Regions from separate parts of the Mus musculus genome. Here region 1 is linked to region 2. Evidence: chromatin contacts called from ENCODE POLR2A ChIA-PET data. All regions are on one chromosome and are shown on one strand. Each heading gives the region's core, a stretch centred on a gene start or an enhancer-like site at or near the end of the contact. The rest is flanking DNA. Distances are from core to core; before and after follow the strand shown.

Region 1 (7,581 bases), core at 3,622-6,121, 270 kb after region 2:
ATTTCAACTGTGGATTGTGGTGGTCTATGAAAGTATTGGCTCAATCCAGTTCTTGGGCATAATACTGATCAAAATAAAGTTTAGCTGTTTTTCACTTGTTCGTTTCCCAGTACAGGGTTTCTCTGTGCAGGCTTGGTTGTGCTGGAACTCACTCTATAGATGGATCAGGCTGGCCTCCAACTCAGAGATCTACCTGCCTCTACCACCCAAGTGCTGGGAATAAAGGTGTGAGCCACCACACTCAGTTTAAAATTTAGTTCTTAATAAAGAAATAACATACAGGAGGGAAACTAGTATATCCCAAGAAGATGATCAAAAATATACTTTCGGGTTGGCAAGATGGCTCAAAGAAAAAAGGCACTTGCCAGGTAGGCCAGATAACCTGGGTCTTCTGACACCTGGGATCAGAGATGGAGGGAGAGAATGCACTCCCAAAAAGTTGTCTCTGAGGGTCACATATGGAAATGTGCACAGCCATTCGTGTACCCAAGCATTCTTTAAAAAACAATGCACTATCACTTAGGGTATTCATTCATATGTCAAGTCACTGGAAGATAGATTTTTCACCATTGATAAATGATGAAATAAAGGGTCAGAGTACATAATTTTCTTCACATTACAACACCGGCACTATTCATTTGAACTTGAAAAAAATCTCCTAAATTAACGAGACTACTAAACGTTTAAACAGTTTTGACATATAGTTTGGAGATGTACAATTGTGCTTAACTTAGAAGCAAGTTGCTTGAGGCTCTGGATGAAACAAAATGTAGTAACTTATTTAATACAAGGAAGCACCGAAAGGGGTCTTTACTTTAGCTCTTTCTGCTATCCTTGAGTATGGGAGAATGCTGCTAAAACCTCTTTCCTAGAAAACAAAAACAGCATCTACCCTCCTGCTCCAGTCCCAAGGACATATGACGTATTGAAGTTCACTCTGGGAGCGACTGAGCTTATTAGGTTTGCTTACAGAGAAATGAGTGAGGTTTTATGTGTATCAGTGTAGATGCCCTTAAAGCAAGCAGCCACAACAAATGAATTCCGCACCCATTATGACGACTCCTTCCCCAATCTATATACTCTAGCCCCTGCCTGAGAATGGGGCCATGTACAATCAGAGCAGAACTGCAAACAACTATCAGGGAGGAGTGACTGGATACTCCAGAGGAGGTCCCATGATTCTACCCACCCAACAGTTAGGAAGGAATATCAACAGTCAACAAGCGTGGCTATGATGATCTTCTGTAAGCAGATCCAGCTCAATTCCTAAAGATGGTGGGAGTTTGGCATGGTATATATAAGCACCATGACAGAACATATATCTAAAACCCTCTACTTAAAAAGACATTTACACTGAACAAAATACACACACTCGGCATTATCTACCATTCACAACCTGACATAGTAAAGCAAAAAAGAAAGAAGGAAAAAAAAGGGAAAGTGCAGCATCTTCCACCAATCAAATTTAGAAGTAGCTTAATTAAATGCGTAATACACCGAGGAAATGGTCTATTCAGTCCTAGCTTAACCAATAGAAGAATTTACGATAACTTGCCTAAAGGAAAAAATTAGTGGTGGTGTGTGCTGAAAGGAAAATAAGAGCAAGAAAAACTAAAACGGCAATTATAAATGAACTGCTCTCTTGACAATCACAAAAAACAAAAAATACTTACTAGTAGAGACACAAAATTGACTTAGAGCTTCCCAACAGCCAATACACTAGGGAAATCTACTCAAAATTAAATTTTGCAGGCTGAAGAGAGAGCTCAGTCAGTAGTTTGCCTTACAAACAAAAAGACCTGAATTTGGTCCCCAGAACCCACATAAAGCCAGGCACAATGGTGAACAATTGTTATCCCAGAGCTGAGAAGGTAAAGACAGGAAGATCCCTGGGGCTCACAGTCCAGCTAGTCTACCTGAATTAGAAGAGAGCTCCAGGTTCAATGCGGAACCTGTCTCAAAACACTGAGGGAAAATGCAACTGAGGAAGGCACCTGACATCAACATCTGGCCTCCACACCATATATTAGAGAGCGCACTCCCCCTCCATATACATGACGCTCCTAAACAGTTTGGGGGCTAGTGATGTATCTCAGTTGGTAGAGTAGTTTTCCTTTCATGCATAAGACCTCAGGTTTGATCTCCAGCACCAAATAAACAGGTGATTCAAATAAAATGGGGAGTTTAAGGTAGCCCTTGGCTCTATACATAGTTCAAGGCCAGTCTGGGCTACAAAAACCCTGTCTCAAAAAAAAAAAAAAAAGTGGTTAAGAGTATCTGTTGCGTAATCATGAGGATTAGAGTTTAAATCCTAGGAGCTGTGCAATAAGCCAGCTGGGTGTCCTGCTAACACGAGGAATCAGACAGCCTGTTCAGGCCTCCATGCAAGTACAGGCACACAAACTACACAGGTGCACACACTCAGGCAGACATAAATAAAATCTTTTAAAAATATATAGCACGGAAGGACAGTTTTCACAAAGTTGGTGAAACTCAAAGCATGAGACAAAAATTTGCCAATCTTAACACACATCTCAGAAATGGTCTTAACTAGAGCAAAAAGAAAGAAACAGATGATTTGACAAGTTTCATTTTATCACTGAGTTGGATGTAGAAGATGCCTGTAATGCTAATCCTAGGAAGGTAGAGTCAGGACATCACCTAAGCTTGAGGCAGTAGAGTGAGACACTGTTTCAAAACCACAAAAGTTATGACAAGACCCACAAAGGGAACAAAAGTACCTAGACATAAATGACTTTGTAATTGACTATAAGTACAAATTCATTTCAAATAAAAGGAGAGTATAAATTAAGCACTAAATTCCATAAAATTTACATTATTAACTCACCTCTATCAGTCATTGAACTAAGAAAGTAAAAATTATCTAAATTTGAGAAAATGAAAACATGCCCTGCTTTTCCTCCAATTGGGCTAATGGACTGAATAAGCAGTCATGCTGAAACTGGGAACAAGACTTGCACAAAGGGCTTACAGATAATGATATCCATTGCTTAAGACCAAATCAAACTGAGACGTGAAGGATGAAACAAATATTCCCAAACTGCCTGTGAAATACACACCAACAATCCTTCCCTAGCCATATGGACACATTGCTAGAAACGCTCTTACCCCAAGACATAATGGCCCTGGCCTAACACCCCAGTACTCAGGAAGGAAGCAGAACCCTGCAAACTGGCCCAAGCATGCTCAGGCCTTTTTCCTCAGACAGGGGAGTTCTCTATACTAGGCAGAAAATGACAGGTACAACAAATAGATGAGGTGGAGACCTAGGTAGAAGCCTCAGTCAATAGGAGGCAGCGACCTCCATGACCTCTGACTGACCAGGAGGAATCTGCTGCCACTGAAAATAAGGATTTCAGGCAACCTGAGGAAACAGGAAAAGGATCCTCATATAATCTAAATTTTAAAATGATATACACGCCTAACAGCAGTTTGTAGTTATAATATATGATTTTTCTCTCTTCTGCCTTTCTGTATTTTCCGGACAAGTCTTAAATATTTGTATGTAGTAAAACAAGAGTGGGAAAAATTGGGCTCACCTTTCCTTAATTTCCAATTCTATATGTAAAATATAGTCTAAAAGGTATATTGTAAGGAAACACATTGAACTAACTCCATCCCTTGCTGCTACCCAAACTTAAGATGTTCTAATAAACAGTTGCTATTCATTTAAAATATCCACACTCTAAAATATCTTATGTGTACTTACTATTACTGACACAGGGTATCACTATGAAGTCTTGGCTGACCTGGAACTGGCTATTTGGCCCAGCTACCCTCACAAGAGATGTGCCTTCCTCTGCTTCCGAAGAACTGGGATAAAGGCGTGTGACAAGACACCTGGTACCATTCCACTATAGATTTTTTTCTAGGGAGTATCATGAAACAGACTGGGCTTCATTTTGTTGTTCTCAGACATGTAGACCACAGTACTCTGCTCACATTACCCTCTGCAGTCCGTTCCTCGCAAGTCCCCCTCCTGCTCACTACATAGACGTAGCATGATCAAAGCGAGACTGGGAACAAGATTTGTAACAGCAGCTTAGTTTTATGGCAATGTGTTCATTATACAGGTTATGTGCTACCTTAATGAATGAATTTAAATGTGGAGCCACCTGCGGTTAAAGGTTACACTTGTGGAAGTATAACGACACGATTGTGCCTAAATCTGATACCTGAAGTGTGTCCAGTACACCCCGATCCTTAAACGTCTGGTATAGCTTTTTGCGCAGTTCATCTTGACTCAACACATCAGACTTGTGGGGCATGTTGGACTGAAAAGAGAAAATGATGGGTTACCTAGTGTCAACGTGGACCTGAATTTCAGAAATCAGTGACCTCACCGGAAGCCCTAAGATGCTTAACGGACATCAAAACAAAGAGATGTCCAATCGGAAAAACCCTGGAAAGTGGCAGGTGGAACTACCTGAGCCATCCTCATCTGCTTTCCTCCCGAGCTCGCCCCTCCACGGTCGGACTCCTCGGCCCGGGCCGGGGCGCAGGAGGAGAGGGAGCCCTTGACCTCGGAATCCAGCTTGTCTCTGGGGACCTAGGGGAGCAAGAGAGCTAAACATTCAGCCCCTAACTCGTCAAGCAGCCGCGCTTCCTCCCACGGTATGGGAAGGGTGGGCGGGTCCGCGAGCCAGGAGGGACTCTGGACGGAATAAAGACGGAAACGACAAGCGAGGGCCCCGAAGCGGCCGCTCAGTCGGCAGTTTTCCCTGCTCCGTAGCTCATCCCTACACTGCCCGCCGCCCGCCGCCTGCTCCGCCCGCTCCGGCCGCTCGGCCCGCTCGGCCGGCTCAGCCTAACCGCCCAGGCTTTGGCCCTCCGTGACGCCTGCGCGCTCTTAGGCGAGCAGTCCCGGCCACGTCTCGCGAGAGCATAGCCTCAGATCTCGCGAGAGTGATTTTGGGACTCCCAGGCTGAGGCTCCCGAGCGCAGATTAAAGAGGCGGCCGGTTCTCATCTCGGCTCCTCCCTACAGGTGAGCTCTGGAGGGAAGCAGGCGGCGGGCGTTCCGGGTCCGCGGGGGCATCCAGGCCTCCCGTGATGCGAACAGTGGTCTTCTACCTCTACCCAGCCCTGACTCGGGACAGCACGCCCAGCCCCCCGGCGCCGAGTAATCCCCGTTCTCCTAGTTGGTATAGCCTCCGTGTCCCCTTGGAGGGGACCTCCGCGCACTGGGACGGAGGCTTGGCGTTCTCCAGGTCGCTAACGCAGTGCATCTTCATTGCAATGCCATTGCCCTTTGCAGCCGGTTTACTGTAGAAAGCGGTCTCGGGCATCGTAGGTTGACCGCATCCTTGGTCAGTTTCCATTAAATGCCAGTGGTACCCTACCTCGCCCTCCAGACTTTGACAGATGCTCTCAAAGAGGGCAAAAGCGCATCTCCTTGAGAAGCACGGAGCTTCATTTTATAGAAAAGCCCCACTAGTTTTGCTGATCTGTGGGGCAAGTTGAATTTACAGCTGTCAGGAGCAAGTTTCTGAAAGGTTCCTCCATAGAGAGATTTGCTATAAATATGGACGGCTTTGAACTGGGGTGCATGCGTTTTATCTTGTGTTTGCCTGTTAACTAAAATGTTTAACTTGTAAGGATTTCTAAATTCATCCTGCTCTTGCACTAGTAGTCTTCCACCATTGCACCATATGAATTTTTAGCTTCCTGGTAACTTCAGATGTCAGCCCTGGGCTTGGCCTTTACAGCAGTTTAGAATAAGCCTGTCAAGTCTAGAGTTAAAAAAAAATACTTGATCTTGTGTATGTACTGCACTCCCTCAAACCCATACCAGACATGAATAATTGATCATAGCCATTCGACCACACTGTTTCTCAGCACCAACTCCTGACAGCCATACCAGACATGAATAATTAATTGATCACAGCCTTTCACTGCTGACCACACAGTTTCTCAGCACCAGCTCCTGGCAGCCATACCAGCAAAGCAGATTTTGCTCATAAGGAACCACGAGCTATCCCTAGTCAAATCCCTTTCCTACTAGACATTATATTTCAAGAATATACTAAACACCCACCACAGAACACTTCATCCTCACTTAGCTTAAAACACCCTCGACTGGCTCCTTCAGTTGCTCTTATTTTGTTTTGTTTTCAGACCATTCATTGTCTAAGTCCCCACCCACCCCCCTGCTCCCAACATATTGTTTAAAGGTATCCATCATTTGAAATTATGATTTCCAGAACTAAGTATTTTCACAGGAGATGTAATGAGGATGACAGCAGCACTTTCCACACCTTGTTTGGGCACTGTCTTCACTCAGTTTTTGGTTGTTTTGTACTTTTAGATTTATTTTAGAGGTGTGTGTGTGTGTGTGTGTGTGTGTGTGTGTAATGAGTACAGGTACCCACAGAGTCCAGAAGAAGGCATTAGATCCCATAGAGCTGGAGTTACAAGCAATTGTGAGCTGCCTGATGTAGGAGCTGGGATTGAACTTGTGTCCTCTGCAAGAGCAGTATGTTCTCTTAACTGCTGCACAATCTTTTTGCCCCAGCGGTCTTAATCTTTATTCAGCCTAGAATTCTTTAGCTTTTCTTTCTTGACATGTCAGGCTGCTGCTGCCTCACTGAGCAATAAATCCAAACTTTTCGATTCTCATTTCTTTTTCTCTAGGGTTCTCTCCTTTTGTTGTACAGTTGGTTTGTTGTTACTGGTTTTAGTTTTTTGAGGCAGAGTCTCATACTGTGGCCTAGCTGGACCAACTCATAATTGTTCTCTTGTTTTAGCCTCCCTAGTGCTGGGTTTAAAGATGTGAACCACTGTAGCTGGCTTCTGCTGATTTTAAAACTCAAGTACAAGACTATATATATCTCAGTCTCTTATATCTTAATAATTTTATGCAACACTGGTAGACTTACAGGTCCCATGGTGTCTTTCCTGTTACCCCATTTTGAGGCAGGGTCTCCCTTTATATAGTCTTGGCTGTCCCTGGTCTTATATGCAAGCCATGCTGTCTGAACCTCACAAAGATCCATCTGCTTCCCCGTCACAAGTGCTGGAATCAAAGATGTATAGCAGCAGACCTAGCCCTGGAGATGATTTTTATTCCTCACTTTGGTCTGCTAGGAAACTCTTAATAGTTACCTTGTATTTGAATGTGATAAGTTGTCTTTAAGTTACTGAGTTAGTACCAGCCATGATAGCACAGACCTACAATCCACGCACTCAGGAGGCTAAAACAAGAGGATCATGAGATCAAAGCCAGCCTGGGCAACATAGCAAGACCATGTCTCAAAACAAAACATATACACATACACACACATGCACATACACTCCAGGAAAAGAAAAAACACTCAGATGTTTCTGGGTATTAATTTTAAGTCAGCTTTAGGTTGCCCCTTATTCAGCAAATAACGAGTGTTGGCTGGATCACTGGCACTGTCAGAACCCTGGGGATATTATACAGAACAGAACAGTGTGTCTATTATCTTTGGGGACTTCTTTCTGTCACCCAGGTTATAGGTCTCTAGTGTGCTCCTACATAGATACCAAAATACCCAGAAAATTTACTGTCCACCTACCACATTTCCTTTTCAGAGCA
Region 2 (6,986 bases), core at 3,908-6,407:
CGCCACCATTGAGGATCTCTGCTCTACCCAATCCTGTTTTTCCCTCTACCTTTCATAGGTATCCAAGGTCATTCTAATGTAATGTAGAACGCTTAACTCCATTCTATCAGCTTTCTAGGGAACAAAACTCCATTTGGTTTTATACGAGAGGGGGGGGAGGGTTTATACGAGAGAGAGAGAGAGAGAGAGAGAGAGAGAGAGAGAGGGAGGGAGGGAGGGAGGGAGAGGGAGGGAGAGAGAGAGAGAGAGAGAGAGAGAGAGATACTTGTGATTATTATTACATTCATGAGTAGATTTACCAGTATAAAATTGATGACAACTATAAAGACTGCTGAGATTGATTGGGGTTTTCTTAGATGTTTTTATCTTATTTATGAGACTGATCTGCTGCCTACCATGCTAAGGAGGCAGGTTTTATCTTATTTATAACTGTGTGTAAGAGAGAGGGGAGAGGAGGAAGGGGGACAGGAATGTTCCAGGAAGCAATAGTTGTGGGTCCCAGGGATTGAACTAAAATAGTCCAGCTGGCACAGCAAGTGCTTTTACCTACTGAGCCATCTCGTTAGCCTTGGTTTTGGTTTTGTGACACAAGTTCTCACTATGACAGTCAGGCTGGCCTCGAACTCTCAATCCTCATGTCTAACCTCCCTAGTACTAGATCATGGGCATGTACTACTACACCTGGAGCAAGTGAATCTTAGTATTTTCCTTTCTGTTTAAACTGCCTCTATTTTCAATGATCTTTATTTTTAATGTTGTAGTTTTTGTCTCTTCCTGCTCCTTCCTTCCTCCCTCCCTTCACACCACTCTCTCTCTCTCTTTATCTGTTGCATTAAGCACATGTTACTTTTGTAATATGGAATGGATGTTCTAATTGCCAAAAGAAGGCACTGTCAATTTGTGCAAAGCACTACAGAGAAGATTATAACTAGCATAGAAGGAAAGGTCTGCTGTGCTGTCAGAGAGTGAGCTCTGAAAGAAACAGCAGTGAGAGGAGAGGAGAGGAGAGGGGAGGGGAGGGGAGGGGAAGGGAAGGGAGGGGAGGGGAGGGGAGGGGAGGGGAAGGGAGGGGAGGGGAAGGGAGAAATAAAGACACCCTTTTTACAGAAGAGAAAACAAAAAGAAGGGACTGAAAGATCCATCAATGTATTGGAAAGATCAGAGAACCCCGACAAATTTGATGATCAGAGGAAAGGGAACAGAAAAAAGGTGAGCTCTGAAGGCAGAAATTTGGACTTTTGGTAGGTTGCTTGGCACCTCTTAACTTGACCCTGGTAAGGTACTGGTTCTCAATAACTTTCTTCATGATAGATGGGTCCTAGAGTAGGGTAGGGAAGTCCAAAGAGCCCATGAGATTAGCTATGGATCCCTATGGTCCACTAGATCATCCATGCTGGTACATCCCATGGAGTGGGGGGTGGGGGAGTGGGCATAGCCTAGGGTTTTTCCGTTCTACTTCTTCTGTAGCATAACAGCCTTAGCCTGTAGGACTTAAGACTACATTCTCTCACCTTGTCTTCAGTTCCATAGAACTCTCCTCCAACTGCTGGGATGAGCAGGGGTGAGTGAGATCTGAAAACTATGAAAAGGGAGGCATATCTGCTATAGCAGGACAGTTATAAGTGGAACCTCTCATTTCTTTGGTGGACTGACTAACATAGAAGCTATTTCCAGGATACTGTAAGTCAATGGTTCCCGGCCATCCTAGTGCTGTGACCTTTCATACAGTGCCTCCACCCACCCATAAAATTATTTCTGTTGCTACTTAATAACTGTAATTTTGCTAGTGTTATAAATTATAATGTAAATATTTTTGGAGATAAAAGTTTGCTGACGGAGTCATGAACCAAAAGTTCATAACCCCTGCTCTAAGACTCCAGAACTATACAGGCTGTGAAAATAGGAAATTCACACGAGTGTTTAAAGGAGTGGTCCACAACTAGGAGAAATTCTGAGCCACAGGGGACATCTGACAAGATTTCTGTTTTCTACAAATGAGAGGTGCTAGGAACACCAGGGATGTTTCTAAATACCCTACAATACATAGGGCAGCCTTCACAATGAAACAGTGCAGAGTCCCAAATGCAATAGTCTCGAGTGTGAAAAAGTGCTTTAAAGTTCCTCATCATAGGTGACCCTTGGAAGTTTTGCATTATCTGAAGTTTAAACCAGAACAAAAGATGCTAGATGAGGAATAGTCGAATTACAAATTCCCACCAGAGGGCGGTAGAACACAAGTAATAAAACAACCTCCCCCTAGCTTTTCCAAGTCCTCTCAATGTTTCACCCTGAGGAGTTAAAATGACCATGCTTCTTAAACAGAATTCTCACCTTTTTTTGTCAGTCATTTATTCATAAGTAAATGTATCACACAGCATCTATATATTTATATCGCTCTCTGTGGACAGAATTAATTTCCACACTAAGGATTGGAAGACAATCATGGGTTGGCTTCTCACTTCTTAGGTGCTCACTATTAACCGTCACCTATGCTTTTTATGCAACTAAATTAAGATAAACAACCACTAAAACTCAGCCAAGAAGAGAGCCACCATAATCAGAGATGGAGGTGTGGATCTGCTAGCTTCTTGACTTCATCTTCAGCTAACTTATCATTGGGCCTCTTGGCTACCTAAAAGAGAAAATTTCAAAAGTGCTTTATCCTTATGATGGATGAGTCATGACATTCAAACCACCAGTGAGCAGTATTGTGGACAAGTCCTAAGACAATACATCTCGAGTGAAGGTGGCTTTGCCCCCAGGGGACATTTGCAATATGCCTGGACGTTTCCTTTGGTGTCACATTTGAGGGATGCTACTGGCACATAGTAGGTAGAGGACAGATATGCTTCCCAATATCTTATCTTAGCAGGGCAGCCCTCAGAACACAGAACAATTCAGCCTCAAATATGATTAATGTCTCGAAACTCTATCTGGGAGGAAGAGGCATGCAAAGAGGTTTCCCTTTTATCCTCCCACTGAGCTGGGGTAGGGGGGAAGGGGCTGGGGGAAGGTGCCATGATAAGTCAACTTGGACTAAGCTCTCAGAAACAGGAAGGCAAGATGGGTAAAGTTAAAAGACAGGTAGAGGGCAAGTTTCTCATCCCATGGAGTTGCCATATTCCTCTGGGCTTCCCACACTCACAACTGTGAGAACGAAACCCACTTCTCACCACTCTGAATGGCTTATCTGGATCTGCACAAGAGGAGCCAAAGCACTAGTAATATTCTAGCTAGCAATATAACATACACACAGACTCTGTGTATGTGCATGCAGACACTTGGTATTTCCAGAACTGCTCCATTTGAAATACATTTTCTATAAGCCCATCATGTTCTGCCTTTTCTGCAAGTATGTGACCGCTTTCTCATATCACTCTCTTTTCTTTCCTGCTCTTCTTCCCACAGGCTCCAAATGACTTGCCTGCTTCCCAGAAGATAGTCACAGTCCTACAAACACACACAGCCCTTTCTCGTTTCTTGCCTAAAGTTAACTGCCTGTGTGTGTGTGTGTGTGTGTGTGTGTGTGTGTGTGTGTGTGTTGTCCCTTTCTGCAATATATTCATCATATAAATTTACTACAATATGTCAGGTATGGTAATGAATATTCTCGCACCTGGGAAATAGGAGTTCTGCACGGGCTACATGAGACTCTTTCTAAACAAACAAATGAAAAACATAATTACACTTGCATTGACTGTCTATGATCTCTACCCAACCAATTGTCAATTTTGTGAAGTAAAAAAACTGTGTTTACCAGTGTATATTCACTAAGTAAAATATTACTCTCCTTTAGAATTATAATTTATGCCACATATATAATTTCATGTTCTATTGAACAGATTAATAAATATGTACATATTATTAAAATATGTACATAAATATTAAAATATGTACATGGAATTCATTTTACTCTTCATTTAAGGTAAATTCTCCTTCCCTAAGGCAAGGATTTTTTTTTTCCTCAAACAGCTTCATGCATCCCAGGTTGACCTCAGATTCACTGTGTAGCCACAACAACCTTGCTTCCATGCCCAGAATTCTAGGATTACAGATGCGCCAATATGCCCAGATGTGAGATGTTATAAAGGAATGATCCAGCGCATCATTCATGCTGGACAAACATTCTATCAATGAAGCTACACCACTGCCAGGTTAAGATTGCTTAAAATGTGAGTTAGTTAAGGCAGGCTTGTTGATACGCGTGCCTGTAATCCCAACAGTCAAGAGACCGGTGGATCTCTGGGAATTCAAACCAGCCAGGGCAAGATGATGACCTTCGACCCAGCTGAAAGTGAGACAGTGTCAACAACAACTAGACAGTTCACGTATTTTTTTTTCAATATTAACTCTTTAAAATGTACTGTGGAATTTAGTTAAGCACATCGAAAATTCTCACATTTAAGTACCTCAAAATCACGTGTGCCTTGAAGCTACAAGACACTGCAGATACTTAGCATATAGTAGACATCTGGTATATGTTTGCTAAATATTCTTTTATACTACTTTGATTCACCAATATTACAGGAATGATAAGGTAATAATGTCCCACTACTGACATTGCCTAATTATCTTAGCCTTTGGCATTTAAATTGTTTCCTATTTTCACTTTTTGGAATAACCATGCATCTGGTCCAAATCTGGTTTTCCTAGTAATAAATTCCTGCAAAATATGGCACATTTTGCCAAATAAGCCCACTTGGCCTTCTAGTAGTTCATCTTTGGTTACTAAGGACTCTTGTGCAACTCTAGAAGGGCATGTACTGCTGACGATTATAATGACAGAAACACTAGGTACAAATTAAGGTTCATAAATGTCAAGCTGACACAGATCTGAGTGAATCTGTATTTTCAAAACAATTTCTCACCTTCCATTTTAGTTAAGAAAGTGAAAAGAAAGTAAAAGCTAAAGAAGAAATAATAATAATAATAACCGAAAGCTGAGGGTGCAATTCAGTTCTGATCCCCTAGTGCCCAATAGCTAGCTGCCGGGACCGCCCAAACAAACGAATTCGCTTCCTGTGCCGCCCTTGACTCTGTGTAGCCACTGACACGACGTTACGTCACGGATAAGGCGGGACTTCCGTCTTTCAAGCCCCGTACCGGAAGCGAGCTCCTTGTTGCCCAGGCAACCCGAGCCTCCCGCTCTCCTTGTGTCACTCCCCCACTTCTCCCGCCCCTTCCTCCTCCCCACCACCAGAGCTAGGTCCGTTGTTGCCCACCGCCCGAGATCTGCCAGCTGCGTGCCCACGAGGTGACTTCGGGGGCTGATGGGTTGCTTTTGGGGAGTAAGGGAATAGCGTGGCGGACTCCTGAAGCTTGGAGTACTGGCTTGGCGCTCATGCTGTGGCTTTAATTACCATCACCCGGCAGCACGAGGAGGTTGCCTAGACCCGTGAGAGTCCCAACCCCTGACAGACTGTTAAAACTAGTTCTAATTTATGCTCTCAAGCCCTATGTGCTTCCTAATCCTTGGGTGCCTGCTGAGAATTCTGTTCCCAGGCCCCCACCTCAGACTATTCCAGTTCAGATCTTGAGAAGTGAGGCTCAAGCATGGGAAGGTTTGGGGTTTTTGTTTGTTTTGTTTTGTTTTAACTCACAGTGTAATTCAAACGTGCTGTGGATCACAATGTTGCAGGAAGTCTGTCAGGACACGTTTCTGCAGAGATGTCTAAGCTACTGGCTCATTTACAAAAACAAAACAACAAAAACCTGAGTTTCTCCCCCGCCCCCCTTGCAACTTTTGAGTTCTGTAGGTCAGAATTCTTAGTTGATGTTATCTTAAGAACATTTGACAGTTGCTGTGGGTAGCCAGAGTTCTGAACCATTTTCCCTTTTTTTTTCTGAAATGATTGTTACAAACTCGTTGCACAAATTAGGCTCTGGACTCCACTGTTGTTGGGGTTTTTATTTGCTTGGGGGGGGTTGTTTGTTGGTTTTTGTTTTGTTGTTGTTTTTTAACTAAAAGCCAGAACATTACTCAAAATCTTAAGACTAAAAGTTACAGACACAAAGCCTCTATGAATTGTGAGATTGTGATACTGTTTGAAAGTACAATTTATGCTAGCATGATTCGTCAAGATAACAGTGTCTTTGGGATGGCAGTGGAAAGAGAAACCATGTGTATATGCTTTGGGTAAATCTAACACGTGCAAGTTCACAGTAAAGTGTATGATCCCTTCTGTTGACTGCTGGGCTGGGGGGAAAAATCAACCCAAGTTGCAGAGAGGCAGGCGTTTCCATCGTGAAACTGTTTTACAGATGGCAGAGGCTTATTGGTGTTTCTTCAAGTCCAGCGTTTAAGGAGAAGTTAAGATAAGAAGGATGGCAGGAAATTAAACATAGCTAGAGGTTAGATAAGAGTTCTCAAGCACACTATAGAACTCTCAGAATTACTTCTTTATGTTGGGAAATCCACTCATAAAGCACTTGGACAATCAGATGCAGACTGTAACATTTAAGGCCAGATGAACTGGAAATATATTAATATATTTAGACATTTGGAACTTCTTACTGATTGTTGTTTTTAGTTACTGCCCCTTAATAATTTGGGGGAGCACGGGTAGGAGAGAATATTATCAGGATATAACAGACAATCTCAACAATTCCAGTAGCCCCCAAAGGCAGGAGATTATACCTGTTATTTTCTCTGGTGGAAGAAAAATGGGACCTCTAAAAGGAATAAAGTATAGCATCTATCCCTCCAAATAAGTGCCCGGAGCAAGTACAGTATGCAGAAAAGAATTTAGCATAGAATTATCAGAAATATGTTTATAGAAAGTAATTTAAAATAATTCACTGGAAAGATAAAAGTGGTCTTAACTACCCAAATTACTCAAGATTTTTGCTGCTGTGCCAGCAATTGAGTGTGTGCTGTGTTTGGCCCTGACTTTTTTATGGTCACACTCAGATATGCTGTATGAAACACATGCCTGAAATGAGACGAACACCATCTGTTTCTTCTTTTGAACCAGATTATCACTGTC

What was found. ChIA-PET counts read pairs that join two places held with the same protein, here RNA polymerase II (POLR2A).
Region 1: POLR2A ChIA-PET joins it to region 2 with 21 read pairs in Patski. The contact joins the promoter of Ofd1 here to the promoter of Gemin8 in region 2. POLR2A ChIA-PET finds 5 or more read pairs at or near these places in 2 of 5 experiments (Patski and embryonic stem cell).

The regions. Positions count from the first base shown.
Region 1 is chrX:166,435,833-166,443,413 of GRCm38, forward strand. Ofd1 (OFD1, centriole and centriolar satellite protein) reads right to left here and starts at 4,872. Exons shown (of 23, transcript NM_177429.3): 1 at 4,448-4,872; 2 at 4,197-4,295. The coding sequence starts at 4,462. It overlaps Trappc2 (trafficking protein particle complex 2), which reads left to right and starts at 4,923. Exons shown (of 5, transcript NM_025432.4): 1 at 4,923-5,007.
Region 2 is chrX:166,165,297-166,172,282 of GRCm38, forward strand. It overlaps Gemin8 (gem nuclear organelle associated protein 8), which reads left to right and starts at 5,158. Exons shown (of 4, transcript NM_146238.4): 1 at 5,158-5,254.